Regions from separate parts of the Homo sapiens genome. Here region 1 is linked to region 2. Evidence: chromatin loops called from intact Hi-C (ENCODE). Cell type or tissue: Calu3. All regions are shown on one strand. Each heading gives the region's core, and the rest is flanking DNA. Links, peaks and the distances in the headings are about the cores only. Region 1 overlaps LOC105377848 (a long non-coding RNA gene). Region 2 overlaps FAM135A (family with sequence similarity 135 member A).

Evidence for each region. Peaks named below come from ENCODE experiments on the same cell type or tissue, not always from the same donor. Only the 100,000 strongest peaks of a DNase experiment are listed, where the experiment ranks them.
Region 1: it touches region 2 in a loop (7-fold over the local background); 20 of 110 quality-filtered maps call a loop at or near these places.

What each region holds. Positions count from the first base shown.
Region 1 is chr6:70,367,199-70,375,546 of GRCh38, forward strand. All of the region lies in intron 1 of LOC105377848 (a long non-coding RNA gene), which reads right to left. Among named protein-coding and RNA genes, the nearest start is that of LINC01610, 23 kb to the right of the region's middle. In Calu3, for the core only: CTCF peaks have their summits at 2,328 (motif pointing left), 2,583 and 4,593; a DNase peak (open chromatin) is centred at 2,333.
Region 2 is chr6:70,423,652-70,431,999 of GRCh38, forward strand. FAM135A (family with sequence similarity 135 member A) reads left to right here. Exons shown (of 22, transcript NM_001162529.3): 3 at 2,788-2,881; 4 at 4,653-4,768. The coding sequence starts at 4,692. Among named protein-coding and RNA genes, the nearest start is that of FAM135A-AS1, 14 kb to the left of the region's middle. In Calu3, for the core only: no CTCF peak of the experiment used is centred there; DNase peaks (open chromatin) are centred at 3,100 and 3,610.

The DNA of each region.
Region 1 (8,348 bases), core at 274-8,273, 56 kb before region 2:
GAAGAGCAGAGAAGTGAAAAATCAAGCAGAAACAGAATCCAAAGCTCAGCCAAACTAGAAAGAGCAAATGGATTCAAGAGGATAAAGAAGAGATGGGGCCTGTAGGAATTCTCTGGAGTGCCCATACATAGACCCAGATTCATTTCTACACAGTCTCCAATGGTGTCAGTTCAGTGGGAGAGAGCTGCCAGGACTCCAAGAAACAGCAGAGGGACATGAGACACTAAAGTCTGCTGAGAGAGTCCTGGAAGGCTTTACAATATGCTGGTCACATATAAGGTGACCCTTCAAAGAGGAGTAGGATTTTGTCAGATGGACAGAAGGGAGGGCAGGACATTCCATAAAAGGGAACGTTCAATGCAAAGGCCCAGAGTCTTAACATAGCATGTTTGGGAGAACAAAAAGTGATTTAGTATAAATGGAGGCTTGGAGCAAATTATTTAGAGATGATGACTGATACTCTCCCTAAGTATATAGATACTTGACAGTCCAAAAGAAAATTAGATATGTAATTCAGAATTTTAGAGCAGAAATAAGTGGAGTTTGCTAGACAAAGCCCCTCTAAGTAACTATGTCTTGGTGAAGATTTGTCTCACCCAAATTAACTAAGGGCAAAGTCAACACTAGATTTCTTGTCCACTAATCGACTTTGTTTGAAGTTGCCTGTGTGCCACACAGCCAGCTCTCACACCAGATTCAAACTGTTTGGCCTCATATTAGAAGTAGGGCCTTCAGGAACACACATACACACACAACATCCAATGACTATAAGGTCGGAGGGCAGGTGGGAAAATGGTAATTTTTCACTTCAATAGTTTATAATACTGAACATCTTTGAATGTTCTAATAAGAAAAAAACAAGAGAAGACATAAAAAGAATGAGGTAATACTATTATCTCTGCCAATGACAGAATAGGGGTCTAGCATTGTACTTGTTGCATAGCCAGTGGTGTGCTGGCAAATGTTTAACAGCCAGTATGCAGGGAAGGAATGGAACAGGGAGCTCATCTGTAGGGTTTTCCAGTTTCTATAGTGTAAGTATGCTTCTGTGGCTGATTTCAAGCTACCACTGTGGTATAATGGAGATGCTAACAATTGGTTCTCAGAAGTTAGTACAAGCTGGTTTAAGTGCACCACTGCTAGCAGAACTCAATAAGCATCCAGTAGATCCATCAACAACGAACCAACCACCACCTACAGGGCCTTCAACTTCCGCTGGCTTCAGTCAATGATTAAGCCACAGCTGCCCATTCCTGGCAGACAAAATGAAATAGTTAATCTATCTAGCTAAGAAGTGCTGCACTTCACAGAATATAAAGAGGCTAAACCCTCCTTTCCTAGCACTACGGCCCTCCTCTTCCCTACCTTAGCTCACCAGCATGGACTTGATCTTGGTCTAAATGATGCTGTTGTCCATCACACTTCCAGGAACAAGTATGACAAAAGCATTGGCCAGAACCAATGAAAAGATTCCTTTTGGAGTACTTAAGTCATTTAGCCTTGCTTGTGAAATTATTCTGAAATGAGGCAGGTGGAAGTTCAGCAGCAGTCATGCCAAAATCAAAGTCAAGTATGACATTCAGATATAATACTGAATGGGCTGGGCATGATGCCTCACACCTGTATTCTCAGCACTTTGGAAGGCGGAGGCAGACAGATCACTTGAGTTCAGGAGTGTGAGACCAGCCTGGACAACATGGTGAAACCCCATCTCTACTAAAAATACAAAAATTAGCTGGGCATGGTGGCAGGTGCCTATAATCCCAGCTACTTGGGAGCCTAGGCAGGAGAATCACTCCACCGGAGGTGGAGGTTGCAGTGAGCTGAGATCTCACCACTGCACTCGAGCCTGGGCAACAGAGTGAGACTCCATCTGAAATAAATAAATAAATTTTTCAAAAAGAGATAATACTGAATGATGAGAGGCGCCTATATGGAAGCCTGATGATATTCACAAGCAACCAATAGAAAGGCAGCAGTTTATTTGCCACTATTAACATCACTGATGGTGTTGCACCCTTAATATAGATGAATATGGATAAAAGTTCTGGAAAAAGTGCTAGTCTGCTTGCTTTCTTAGGACCTGAGCCATTCATCCCCCAGTCATGCTAAAGTGAGTATTTGAATGGTCTTTTAAAGAAAGGCTTTCTAGGGCTAGAAAACTGTGCTGGTAGCTTCCTCTGCAGGCCTTAACCACTTTATCAGCCCATCTGGCACTTCTATAACACTCACTGGGAGGCTTTCTGACTCTCCTAGCTTCAACCTAGCATTCTGATCTGCTGAATTGACTTTCTGATTCAACCGGGCCACCCTTCCAGCTCTCTGCTGCCCCCTTCTGTCGCCAAGCAGTAACGACTACGTTGGCCCCATCTTTTGGACAGGAATCTTGTACTCAAAACCAGTGACTTCTCTGTTCTTTCCCTTTTGGCCTCTGCATGTTTCTCTGAACTGTTAACAACTCTTCCTGCTTTGTACTCTGGTTTGGCTTCAAAGACAGCTGTCTCTCCTGGACTTTTTCACAACTTCTCAGTTAACATTTGTGAGTCCTTTCCTGAATTTCCTCTTTTTATCTCATTAATAAAGAACATATTCAAACAAACAATTCAAGGACATCTGCTTCTTTCCTTCTATACTCATTCCTAAGGGAAATTCTTCCCTTTACAGATTTTCAAACAACAGCCTCAATGGAAGTCACAGATTTCCATTACGAGAGCTAACATTTCATTTTCTCTATAGTCCTACATTTTTCACTTTTTTTTTTCACAGTCCTTATTTATACAGATTTCTGGGTTGGAGTTAGTTTAGCCAGCTGGTCTGGCCCTGGCATTCTAGCGACTAGACTATGATGTCTAGACCTCAAAAGGGCAAATTGTGTAGGTCTTTCTGAGAAAATTAGAATATTACTTCCCGTGTGGATGTCCAGGAAACTTCCACTGGAAATTTATCAAAACTGGGGAGATGATGATTAATCACATCCAAAGAATAAGCTAATATGTACACAAATGAGAGAAAAGTGAAAATAGGAACATTGTCTTGGTATGGACAAAGGGTTTGCTATGGCAGTCACCAGGCTAGTTTGTGTAGCCATGAGTTGAGGTTTCCTAACAAAACAAAGAGGTTCTTACCTCCAGAATGCTACTGGACCCACAAATATCAGGGACAGATTTGATGACTTCTTTAAGTTCCCTTCTTTAGGTTCTCACCTAGCAGTCTATAATTTTAGGATTGTGGAGAATATTAGCAATAATTAAACATGGCAGCCCTTAATCAATGGCATTTAGACAAGAAGATGATGCATTAAACATGCTGTTTTCACTGTCCTCCCCATCTTCACCCCTGTGCAGCCCTGTTAAGAATGAACACATTAATAATTTACAAACGCGCACATATGCTAATCTATTTTCTAAAGTGATGGAAAGATTCATAGTTTGCCAGTGTCCGTTCCAAACAGCATGATTTATTGAGGATTAAGGTTTAAGCTTATCCTCTCTAAATTCATCCTCAGTAATAAGATTTTGGTTCATTTGAATGTAAATGCTGCAGCTGAGTATCCAGAAGCTGCGTTTATTTAAATCCCTATCCAAGATATTACTGAACATGTTGCCTACATGTCTGACATAACTTTTTTGAAAGTAAGTTAACATTTACTCAGAAGTGAGCTGAGTCCACAATCAAATCACCTCATTTCTATTTTAAATAATTGTACTTTATTTCACCTTTAAACTTACCTTGGGTACGTTCCACTTTTATTTTTTAAAATAGTATTTTTCTGTCGCTGAATAAAACCAGCTGACCCAAAGCAACTTCTATGCTGACAATTTGATCAAAGTAGATCACTCTGAAGTAAGCATGACATATTCTGAGTAACGCAATATGCTTATTACAAAACAGCGTAAAAATGGCTTCATTACAATGTCAGTAGATAAAGACATTACTAATATTGGATTTTACATATTCTAAGGAAGGAATGGGACAGACTATTTTTGGCTTTGAATGTGACAGACATAATTTCATCAGTCATAAAAATAAACCCATGGTATGCAGATCTATCATTATATAAATGTGGAAAATTATACTCAAAGTTTAATTTAAAGCAGTGAATATAACCAATATTTGATATACATACATATCAGAATTTAAGATTGAACGTAGTTAATATTACTGGAAAAAAATAATAAATTATTCAATTATCTTCTGTTTACACTGCACCCAGAAATATTTTGTAAAATCTCGCCTGCTTCAATTGTAAGTGGTTAGAAACTAGCAATAAATTAGTAAGTCTTGAATTCCTAGGTTTTAAATTTCAGGCAGCCAAATTGAAAAAAATACAAGATTGATAAAGTCATAAAAACTTTATGTAAACACATAGTTCACTGCTTTGAATTAAAGAGTAAACATAAAGATTAGTCACTAATTTGCTGATGGTTCTTAACATTTCTTGGACATCTGCCAACATTTGTACATTTAAAGCTAGTAAAGAAACCAGAATTTCTTCAATCTTGCCACTAGATGGCATAGACTTGGAGACTCAGCCTTGGCTTAAAAGTAGTTTAAGCAAAACACAAAACACAGAATCTTTGTATGGTGGACATAGAGAAGAAAAGTTTGTATTAACTTGGGTCAAAGAGGATAAGAAGAAGAATAAATAAATAATATTTCCCTACATCATATTTAAGTTTTCCGTATGAAAGTTTAGAATACAAGAATTTTATAATTTGTCATACATGGGAACAGGGAAGAAAATTGGTGGTAAAAAATAAAATATATTCCTTGAAATTTATCCATTTTTAGCTATGAAAAAATTACCACAGGATAGGGAAGGATTAAAACCAGTGATTCCCCCTTTCCCCACTTTTGGAATGAACACAGGTAAATATATGCATGCAACTATTAGGAACAGATTAAAAATTAGTTGAATTTAAATTGAAAACATCTGGTGATCTATTGTGCAATTTAAATGCCTTAAATTTAGCTTTTTATTGATAAATATTCATGCTGATTTTCATTCCAAATAACATTTTTAACAGCTTTATTGAGATAAAATTTATATACCATAAAATCCAGCCATTCAAAGTGCACAATTCAGTGCTTGCTAGTATAGTCACAGGGTTGTACAACCATCACCATAATGTCAGGACATTTTTGTCCCCCTTGAAAGAATCCCTGTGTCTATTGGCTGTCATATCCATCCCCCTCCCTGTCCCACCTCATCAGCAACCTCTCATCTATTTGGTGTCTCTATGGACTTGCCTATTCTGGATATTTCATATAAATAGAATCATACAACATATGGTCTTTTGTGACTGATTTTGTTCATTTAGCATAATGTTTTCAAGATTTATCCGTATTTCAGTATGTATCAGAACTTCATTCCTTCTTAGGGCTGAAAATATTCCATTGTATAGATATCCCACATTTTCCTTATTCATTAATCAGTTGAACATTTGGATTGTTTCTACTTTTTGGCTATTATGAATCATACTACTATGAACACTGGTGTAGAGGTATCTGTTTGAATTTGTTTTCAAATTTTGGAGTACATACCTAGGAGTGGCATTGCTGGGTTATTGGTAATTCTGCTTAACTTTCACAACAGCTCCACCTTTTACATTCCCACCAGCAACGTACAAACATCTCAATTTATCTATATTTCTCCTTGGCAACATTTACTATTTCTGGGGTTTTTGTGTTTGCTTGTTTGTTTGTTTGTTTGTTTGTTTTGTATTGCCATCCTAGAGGGTGTGAAATGGTATTTCATTGTGGCTTGACTTGCACTTCCCTAATGCCTGATGATATAAACCATCTTTTCATGTGCTTACTGGTCATTTGTATATTTTCTTTAAAGAAATATCTATTCAAATCCTTTGCCTATTTGTAACTGGGTTGTTCGTCTTTTTTTATTGAGTTCTATGAGTTCTTTGTGTATTCTGAATATAAATCTCTTATCAGACACGTGGTTTCCAAATATTATTCCTGTGCTGTGGATTGTCTTTTCACTTTCTTAATGGCATCCTCTGTAGGGCAAACTTTTAAAAAAATTGTACATAGTTTAATTCACCATTTTTTTGGTCACCTTTGCTTTTGGTGTCGTATCTAAGAAACTATTGTCTAACACAAAGTCACTAAGATTTACTCCTATGTTTTCTTATAAGAGTTTGATTGCTCTTACATGAGATTTATGATCCATTTTGAGTTAACTATGTACCTCACATACAGTGTGAGGTAGAGCTCCAACTTCATTCTTTTGCATTTGGATATAGAGGTGTCTCACCATTATTTGTTGAAAAGACTATTATTGCCCGATTACTGAATTGTTTTGGTCCAAGTAACATTTTGTATCTTAAATAATTTGCATCGTTTGAAAGTAAAATTAAGAAGTATTATACCAGATGCTTTACTGAGGCTCAAACATTCAAAGGTTATACATTTCAAATAAGTTTGTGATTTCAACACAACTCTATGCCTAGCATCAGTAGATATGCAATAAAATGTTGATAAATGAATAAACATACAAACCTGTTTAATTTTTGTTTTCAAAAATCAAGTTATGTATCTCCACCTTCATTTTGCTTCATATATTTTATTTACAAACTACAAAATTCTGAGATTTCATAATACAGGACACTAGTAAATTTACTAAATGCTTGTTGATGTCTATTTGCTTCTTGATAAAAGTTGTTAATGTAAGAAAACTTGTTTAGAAGACTACATATATTGAAAAAGCATCTGGCTAAGTGGTCCAATTTACCTGGAACCTTTTTTTTTTTAAACATTTCTCATCAGTGCTGTCTCTCAAACTAACCAATCTGCTGGTAGCAACCACACATGATATACAAAATGCATCATCAACTTACCTAAGAAAAGTTAGTAATTACTTAAGAAAAGTACTATACAATGTGAGGATCATAACAATTAACACCAATTATTGAACATTGTACAGGTACTTTATGTCTGGTTAAGCTAATGGCCTAGAGTGGCAAAATTAGTATGCTGTGGAACCTGTGCTGAAACCCAGATCTGACTCCAAAAACAATGTTGCTGGCCTCTTTATTGTGTCATCCGAAGACAGTATGGATTGTGTTAAATTCCCCTATGAAGACCTAACACAGGTGTCTCTAGATAAGTAGACAGGATTTGTATTTATAATGGTAACACTGAGGAGGTTCAGGGGCGCATAAGATCCCCCATTTCAAAATGTGTTCCCCACCCAATATATTACTACAAATGTACACACAACTGTAAACAGCATAACAGAATGTGAAGCATGACAGCATTCATCATTTGTTCTTTTATTCATTCATTCAGCAAATATTTAGAGTGCTGGTTATGAACTAGACATTATCCTAGGCATTGGAGATTCATCAATAAACAAGACAATGTTCTTGCAATCATGGACCTTCTTGAGAGTGAATAGACTGAGATAAGAAATACAGGTATCTAAAAATAGAATAAGATCATTTTTGGTGGTGAAAAAGCTATGAAGAAAATTCAAAAGGATGATTAAATAAAGAGTTATGAGAGGGGAAGGGCTACTTTGGCTCAGAGAGTCAGCAAAGGTCTCTGTGAAAGTAATATTTGGACCCATACCAAAAACATGAAAAGGAGTGAGCTATGTGAAGATCTGGGAAAAAGGAGTTCTAGGTAGAGGGAACAGCAAGTGAAAACACATGGAGGTGAGAATGAGCCTAGCTGTTGGAGGAAGAGATAGAGATAGGTGATGGAACATAGTAGATGAGGGTGAGAGTGGTGGAGATGAAGTCTGGACAATAGGCTTCACATAAGCTCTTGTCCATCACAATAAGGAGTTTGGTTATTAATCTAATCATTTTGGGTAAACATTAGAGAATTTTAAGCAAAAAATAATATTGCCAGTGAATATGGTGAGAAGTAATTCAAGATATATTTTACAGGTAGAACCAGGAGAGCTTGTTGAAGTATCATATATACAGGTGAGAAAGAGAAAGAGTTAGATTCATGAAGCCAGGTACTTACACTGTAAAACATAATTCATACTTCTATTTTTGCAAAATAGAAATTGCAAATTTCCTAACATTATTGAAATTAAAAGAAAAACTGTGCTTCCTCTCTTCCTCGTCTTCTGCATCTCATCCCCACAGAGAATTGTATCATCATCACATCAGTTTCTGCATTCCAATAATTTTAGTCACACCATGCCTGTGCTGTGAATGACACATAGTTTATTGTACCAATGTGCTATGCACAGGAGGAAAGACAGAGTTATTCTTTCCAAGAAAACAAAAATCAACTATCTTGCCATATTCACCAAAGTGCTTTTCCCTTAAATAATTGAGTGTGTCCCTAGTGGTAAACGCGTCTGGGATTACTTG
Region 2 (8,348 bases), core at 313-8,312:
GATCACTTGACATCAAGGGAGGTTGGGAAATATAGTCTCAGGCTGGGTGACCATTTGGCTAAAAGGAAGGGAAAACAGATGTGACAAGCAGTCTACCACAGTCTGCCACTTTGGCCTTCATCCTACCTGTTGATAATATTCCTATATTTCTTCCTCAAGGGAGACAACCCATAGTACCATCCATTAGTTGCATTAATCCAAGCTCACTGAGAGGCACAGTACTTTAGATCTGCAAGTCCAGTGACCTATAAACAAATCACAGTTATCTACTCCTCCTCCATCCCTCCCACACATACCCAACATATTATAGTGGATCAGAAACAGGAAAACAGTAATAAAATCTCCCATTTGGGAAAATAAACAATGAAAAAACTCTTTTCATGAGAATGATGAAGATCTCATGCCCTCGCAGTGGATTAATATCCTTAGTTCTGCTTTCTGGTAAGAATGAATGTCAATATTCATTGCATTAAGATCCCTGTCTTTGCTGTCTGGGTGTTTCTTCCTTACATTAACCTCTGTGGCCACATCTGAAGTTGATGTTGAAAGTTTGCCCACTTTGAAGGCTATTCAGTTTTCATAGCCTGCTTCTTGCTACTGCAGGTTTTCCAGCTTGCAAGTTACACAGTCACAAGCCTTTGCACCCTAGCTTATAATTTATTTGACAAATACTATTCCGTCAGAAACATAATAGGATTCTTTTACGTTTCTCTCCATTCAGTTCTCTGTGCCAGTAACTACACCAAAGTTATTTTCTGGATGTGGTTCTTAAGCCTGCCTTATTTATTTCTGTCTATGCACCCAACATCTTTTGATGGCCTCATTTTAATGAAGCACATCCTCATCCCTCATTTTAATGGTCACTGTCTTAAAACTATTTGAAACAACAAGTATTGGTGGGATAGCAGCATCCTTAATCTAATCTTAACTGCAGAGCTGGATCCCTTTGTTTTGTCAAGAATTCCTTTGACCAAGGCACTAAACCTGACATGGGGTATTGGCTGCAAGGCCCCACATTTAAGCGGCCTTATTTCTTTCCATCTTTGCTTACAAACTAGCCAATTCTTGCTTGAGTAAACATGGCGAAGAACCACCAACACCCGGTATTGTGGCATTTTTCATGTACTTTTTCTGGGACTATGGGCTTTTTATGGGCACTAGTTTTGCAGATTATTGTAGGCAACAGTTTAATCAATTGTTTTATTTCCACATAACAGTGGTTATTAGTATCGTAGTAGTATGTTCTCCTTTTGCCTGCTACCTAATTACTAAGCTAGTACCACGTTTTAGGATTTTGTTATAGCAGTATCTTAATTCTGATATTAATTTCTATATTAAGGAAAAGGCCAGCTTACTGAGTTAGGTGGTATGGGTGCTATCTGGACCCAAATCCCAAACCTATATTTTAAGCATTATGCTATTCATATATATATTCTATATATCTAATATATATTTATATATATAAAATACATATTACACACACACACAGAGTATACCTCTTTCTGATGGCTAGTTAACTTTTGAGATCAAGAACTTAGCTATACCTCATACTTACTACAATTCCTAGCCTATAGTAGGTGTTCAATAAATGTTTGAATGAACAAATACCCATTTTATACCTGAGTAAGTTAAGGCATAGAGACTTGGCCAAACTTTACTTAGAATCAAAACCAGAACATAATCTAAACCCTGCACACAAGAATATATGTACAGGAGAAGCTATCTTCGACATCATTTCCACAAAATGGGGAATATCTTATATAAAGATAGCATTGTTTGATCTTAGAAATAGTTACCAGAAAATCTTTTGATGTGACTATTAAAGTTTAAAATAGCAGTTATGGGAGCTGGTAAAGTCTACATCTTTATAATGGAGAGAAGAAAAACTCTGTATCAAAGAGTGAACGTGGTCTTTATTCCAACATTTTTAGTACCTAAAATAATTATACCAAGGACAAAAGATAGATTTTTTTAAAATTTAAGCAGTATTTGAAATGTGAGGAAAACTATCCATAGCACATTGAAGCAATCATTGTGTCAAAGTATTTTAAATAGTTCTTTATACACACATACATACATATATGCATACATGCACACACATACATATATACGTACTCAGGGAGTTACTTTAAAATGGTGAGTTCCACCTCTTAAAAATTAATGAGCTTAGGGCCGGGCGCGGTGGCTCACGCCTGTAATCCCAGCACTTTGGGAGGCCGAGGCGGGTGGATCATGAGGTCAGGAGATCGAGACCATCCTGGCTAACAAGGTGAAACCCTGTTTCTACTAAAAATACAAAAAATTAGCCGGGCGCGGTGGCGGGCGCCTGTAGTCCCAGCTACTCGGGAGGCTGAGGCAGGAGAATGGCGTGAACCCGGGAAGCGGAGCTTGCAGTGAGCCGAGATTGCGCCACTGCAGTCCGCAGTCTGGCCTGGGCGACAGAGCGAGACTCCGTCTCAAAAAAAAAAAACAACAACAAAAAAAAAATTAATGAGCTTATAATGTTTTGTGTATTCATGAGGGTTCCTACTGAACTAAGAAAGTACTCTATTTGTTATTGTACTTTGAATTATATGTAAGTGAATCCTTAATAGAGATATAATAGTTAATATTGATATTGAAATTGTGAATGAAAAAAGTCTCTAAAACTTATTCATAAGCCTTCGAAGGACATATATCTTTTATATAAATTGAAAATAGTAAGTAACTAACAAAACATAGGTTTCCTTAAGACAGACTTTTTTATGTCTACTATTTGGTTTGAGATGTTACTTTTTTTTCTCATAGGGGGAACGGTGTATTTTTAACAACGGGAATCAGTAACTGGAAGTACAAGATTGGTTATTTAATAATGTTAAAAATGAGGCTTTGAAAAGCAGAGGTAAGAATATAACTTTTTTGCACTTAATTCTTAATAGATTCGAGTATTTGCCAAATTTCTATGAAGAACTGCTTCAAGAATTGGGAAGGGTCTGAGATTTTACCCCACTTGCAAGCTGACAAGTTAGTCTGCCACGGTGCCATGGATGTTGGCAGGACATGAGAGTCATGGATCAAGGTCGAGGATTGTTTATGCTCATAGCACTAGCAAGAGTACCAGGTGACACCTGTATGTGAGTAGTTTGTGTTACAGGAGAAGAACCCTGAATTAGGGGAACCTGAGTCTTTTAGAATGGACAGTAAACCTGCCTGACTTTTTTCCTGGAGGGAGGCTTTATCTGTATTATACAGAACAGTAGACAAATCTGCCCTTTGTTCTAGTATAAGACACTATCTCTGACTTCTAAGATTGTTCATTATACAAACATCCGTGAAAAGATAGTCTGGAACAAAGGCTGTCTATGTCTCTGCTTGTGAGACGTGTAGAAACATGAGAGATTTGTGAAGAATTGTCTTCCAACACTTTCTTACTCTAAATTGCTTTCTACACTTAGCTTACTTAACAGTCCAAGAAGTTATTCTTTAAATATGTACTGTTGATAAGGATGATTGTTATAATTTTTTTTAAATAGTGAAAAAATGGAAACTACTGAAGTCACCCAACAATAGGGGATTGTTTAATTATAACATGTTCCCAGTGTCATAGTTAACAATTAATGGCCGGGGGCGGTGGTTCATGCCTGTAATCCCAGCACTTTGGGAGGCTGAGGTGAGCAGATCACTTGAGGCCAGGAGTTCAAGACCAGCCTGGCCAACATGGCAAAACCCCATCTCTACTAAAAATACAAAAATTAGCTGAGCATGACGGCGCATGCCTATAGTCCCAGCTACTCAGAAGGCTGAGGCAGGAGAATGGCTTAAACCCCGGAGGCGGGGATTGCAGTGAGCCGAGAGCGCGCCACTGCACTCCAGCCTGGGTGACAGAGCGAGACTCTGTCTCACAAAAAAAAAAAAAAAAAATTAATATTGTAAAACTACATTATTGACATATATGTTCACTGAATAATTAAGTGAAATAAGCAGATGATAAAATGTACATGTGGTTTGATCCCACTATTAAAAAATTTTACAAATGCACACACATGAAGAACGTACCAAAGTATGTATTTCAGTGGATGGAATTGTGAATGTTTTCTATTTGTGCTTGTCTATTTTCTTTTCTTCAACTTCTTTGCAATTGAATACTTTAGAATTTGTAATAAAGGAAAAAATCTCTTTCTCTTTAAATTTAAAAGTGAAAAGTGATTTAAGAATTTTTTTCTTCACTTAAAGAAAAACCTTTCATCAGCTTAACTGGGGATTGAAGAGTGTTAATTTTTTTTTGACTCTGGAGTTACTTACATGTGCAATGTAGCACAAGAAGAGAATATTAGATATCTTCACTATTAAAAAAGTTCCTATCTATAAGAGATAAAGTTGAGTTTCTTTTAGCAATATGTTGTATTATTTATTATCACATAAATGTCATCAAGGGTAACAAATCTTAGAAAAAGCTTTCTGACAGGACAATCTTAAATTATAGAGAGTAGTGCAGCTTAGTAAGTATACATTCTGGTCCTATTTAGTTGGGTTAGGTTGTTAAGTACACTGAAATAATTTGTTTTTATTTTCTGCCTATGTGTCATATTCTAAAATATGTATAAATAATAGCATTTTTATAAGTTGGCATTTTTGTTACGCTTCTCATGATTTTTTCCCTTTCCTTAACAAAGGTGCTGTTATCAGAATAGTCTTCTGGGTATAAATTAAAAATGACTGAAGTTCAAGCAATGGTAGAATTCTCTGTGGAGCTAAACAAGTTCTACAATGTGGATTTGTTTCAGAGAGGGTATGTATTTTATTGTGAAAATGATATATTTTGCATAAGATGTACAGTTTAAATTTAAATTTAATTACATATTTTTATTCCAGCATATATAAGGAAAACAATGAACTATATTCAAGTAATTATTTTCTCAGATAAATTTTATTTATTAAATAGATATTTTGGGATTATTCACATGAATTTAATGATAATGCTGGATATACTGAACCTGTGTTTATGAATTTGTAGTGAGCCTTGAGAGGACTTTACTGTAAATGTATAAGGTCTAATTTTTGCTCTTTAAAATCTTATAGTATAATGGGAAAAAATAAGACATGCATACAAAGCAACTAAATAGAAATACAAACATACATGATGAAGCTTATTTCACTTGATTTTTCTGTATCAGTGAATGTAGTTTTATAATATCATTTTTAATTATTAACTATTACACTGTGACATGTTATAATTTAACAGTCACCCACTGTTGGGTATTTCATTTGTTTTCATCTTTTCACTATTTCACGAAAACACTAAAACAATAATCTTTATCAATGGTACCTATAAAGCAATGTAATAACTTCTTGGCGTTTTGGCTAAGATCAATAAGTATGTATAAGAGGTGCTCTAGGAATCAACAGAAAGACGTCTTTCTGGTTTAGTATGTTAGAAAAGGCATTATGGAGGGATAAGATCAAAGTATGGCTAAGACTTGGATAGGCAAAGTATAAAGTGAAAGATCATATTTGTAGAAGAGAACAGCATGATTCAGTACAGCCACATGAATCAAGTGTTGGAAATAGAAACGAACATGTTATTTTTAAGAATAATTAGGGGCCAGGTGTGGTGGCTCACACCTGTAATCCCAGGACTTTGGGAGGCCGAGGCGGGCAGATCACCAGAGGTCAGGAGTTTGAGACCAACCTGGCCAACATGGTGAAACCCTACCTCTACTAAAAATACAAAAATTAGCCGGGCGTGGTGGTGCACGCCTGTAATCCCAGCTACTTAGGAGTCTGAGGCAGGAGAATCGCTTGAATCCAGGAGACAGAGTTTGCAGTGAGCCGAGATTGCGCTAGTGCACTCCAGCCTGGGCAACAGAGCAAGACTCCATCTCAAGGAACGTTAAAAAAAATAAAAATTAAAAAAAAAGAATATTTAGGAAATTGGATATTTTCTAGGAGAATTACAGAAGAAAGGTAGTAAAGAATGGCAAGGTTATATTTGTGAAAGACTTTAATGTCTAGAGAAGAGTTGACACTAGGGATTTGGGTAACCATCAATAGTTTCTAAGTAAGGATAAAATTTTATCACTATTATTACAATAAGCACTTACTAACATGATGGATATTATGATACATTAGACTGATGGTTGTGTAGAAGAAATAGAAACCTAGGAAACAGTTTAGAGGCACTTGATAGTAACTCAAGATATAAATCTGGAGATCTATACAAAGAGTGGTGGCAGTGGGACTAACAGAAGAAGTAGAGCAAGAGATTCTCTATTTTTTTTTTTTGCCTTGACCTTGCCATCTTGTTGAAAAAATAAAAACAGCTGTGCCTGTGCTGTGGTCTGCTCTATATGGTCTCTAATTTCTTAGCAGGCCAGCCTGGACTTGTTCTCATGGTGGAGACAAGAGTCTGAGATAGAGAGCAGAAGGCCGGGTGCGGTGGCTCACGCCTGTAATCCCAGCACTTTGGGAGGCCAAGGCGGGCAGATCACCAGAGTTCAGGAGTTCGAGACCAGCCTGGCCAACATGGTGAAGCCCCATCTCTACTAAAAATATAAAAATTACCCAGGTGTGGTGGTGGACGCCTGTAATCCCAGCTACTCGGGAGGCTGAGGCAGAAGAATTGCTTGAACCCAGGAGACGTAGGTTTCAGTGAGCCGACACGGTGCCACTGCACTCCAGCCTGGGTAACAGAGTGAGACTCTATCTAAAAAAAAAAACAAAAAAAGAAAGAGAGCAGAAGATGCAAGTCTCCTTCAATTGACACACTGTTACTTCCACTGCATTCCATTGGCCAAGCAAGTCACAGTGCGAGGTCACGAGTCAGGCTGGTGGCTTTTTGGCCAGTACAATTCACTTAAAAAACTTTGTGGACTGTCCATATGGCTGATAAGTTTATTCCATGCTTTAAAGCCCACAGCCACAGTTGTTTTTGAGACATGCTTGCTCTCTAGATAGCATATCTACCAATCTCTGCTACTTGGGGATTAGAATTCTGTGGGATCATGCCCATCAACTTTCTAAAAATCCTTTTGTCATGCTGAGAACGTCTGCTTACATCTTAATTCTTTTAGTGATCTTAAGAAAGGAAGCTACAGCTACATCCTTGAGTTGATCTTTGTTCAAGGGCTTTGTTTTATTTTCAGGAGACTGCAGATGAAACAGTTTTATTTTCCAACCCAGCAAGTTCTAGTTGCTCTAGATTTCTTCTAGATTCTGCTTATAAAATGACTAGCTCTTTCTTTAGTTCATCTCTATCTTGCAGAACCTTATACTTAGCTAGGAGCAACCAGTTGGCGTTTTTGGTATTCTGCTTGGAAATTAATTTGCTAAGTCCAAAAGTTTCTTAGATACATTTTCTGAATTATTCCAGGTTAGTGTAAGATAGCATATTACATCACTCCATAACATGGTTACCATTTTCCTCATCTCCTATAGTTTCCTCATTATTTTTCCACCATTTGTAGCTGTAACTGTTAGTTTGGCCCCAGAATTAATGCCACTTATTTTAAGTTTTTGTTATGGCACACACCACTTCTAGGTATCGATTTCTGTATTGTTTATTGTCACAATAATGCAGCTAACCACAAACACAAAGACTCAATGGCATTATGGCAATAAACATTTATTTTTGCTCCTAAGTCTGTGGATCATCTCAACGGTTCTACTGATCTAGGGTGGCTTGGCTCATCTTTGCTGGGCTCACTTCATGAATGCACAGTCAGATGGCAGATTGGCCGGGCACTAGCTGGATGCAGAGTGGCCTCAGCTGGGCAGTCTCAGTTCTGTTTCACAGTCTCTCATCCTGCAGCTTATTCTCATGGACAAGGCATGGGTCCACAGAAGAGAGAAACCATGCCAGCAGACCTCATATCATCTAGGCTTGGAAATGATGCACTGTTACACCTCCACCACAAGATACTGGCCAAAGCAAGTCATAAGTAAGGCCAGCCCACATTTAAAAGGTGGGCAACTACACTCCACTTCTTAATGGGAGTCACACTGTAAGAGGTCTGAATATAAGGAAGAGCAAAATATAGGTGACATTTTTAAAATCAATCTACAGGTTACATTTTGTAGGTTTGTTTTTAACAACATGATTTTGACAAGCTAAATGTGTAAAAAGCAATTCAGTATTGGAGTTAGATTTGAAGACTAGCTAGAAAACAAATTGCTTGCTTAAGTTGTATTCATGAAAAAAATGATTATTTGGAAACCATTACTGTTTATAAAATAGTTTTCAAATATATGTAGTGTCCTCTGACCTATATATAAAATATATCATTATAAAATTATAAAATATTTTAATGTGTAATATAAACATAATATCAACATGTAAAATTGTTCTTTCCAAGTAAAACAGTGTTACTCTT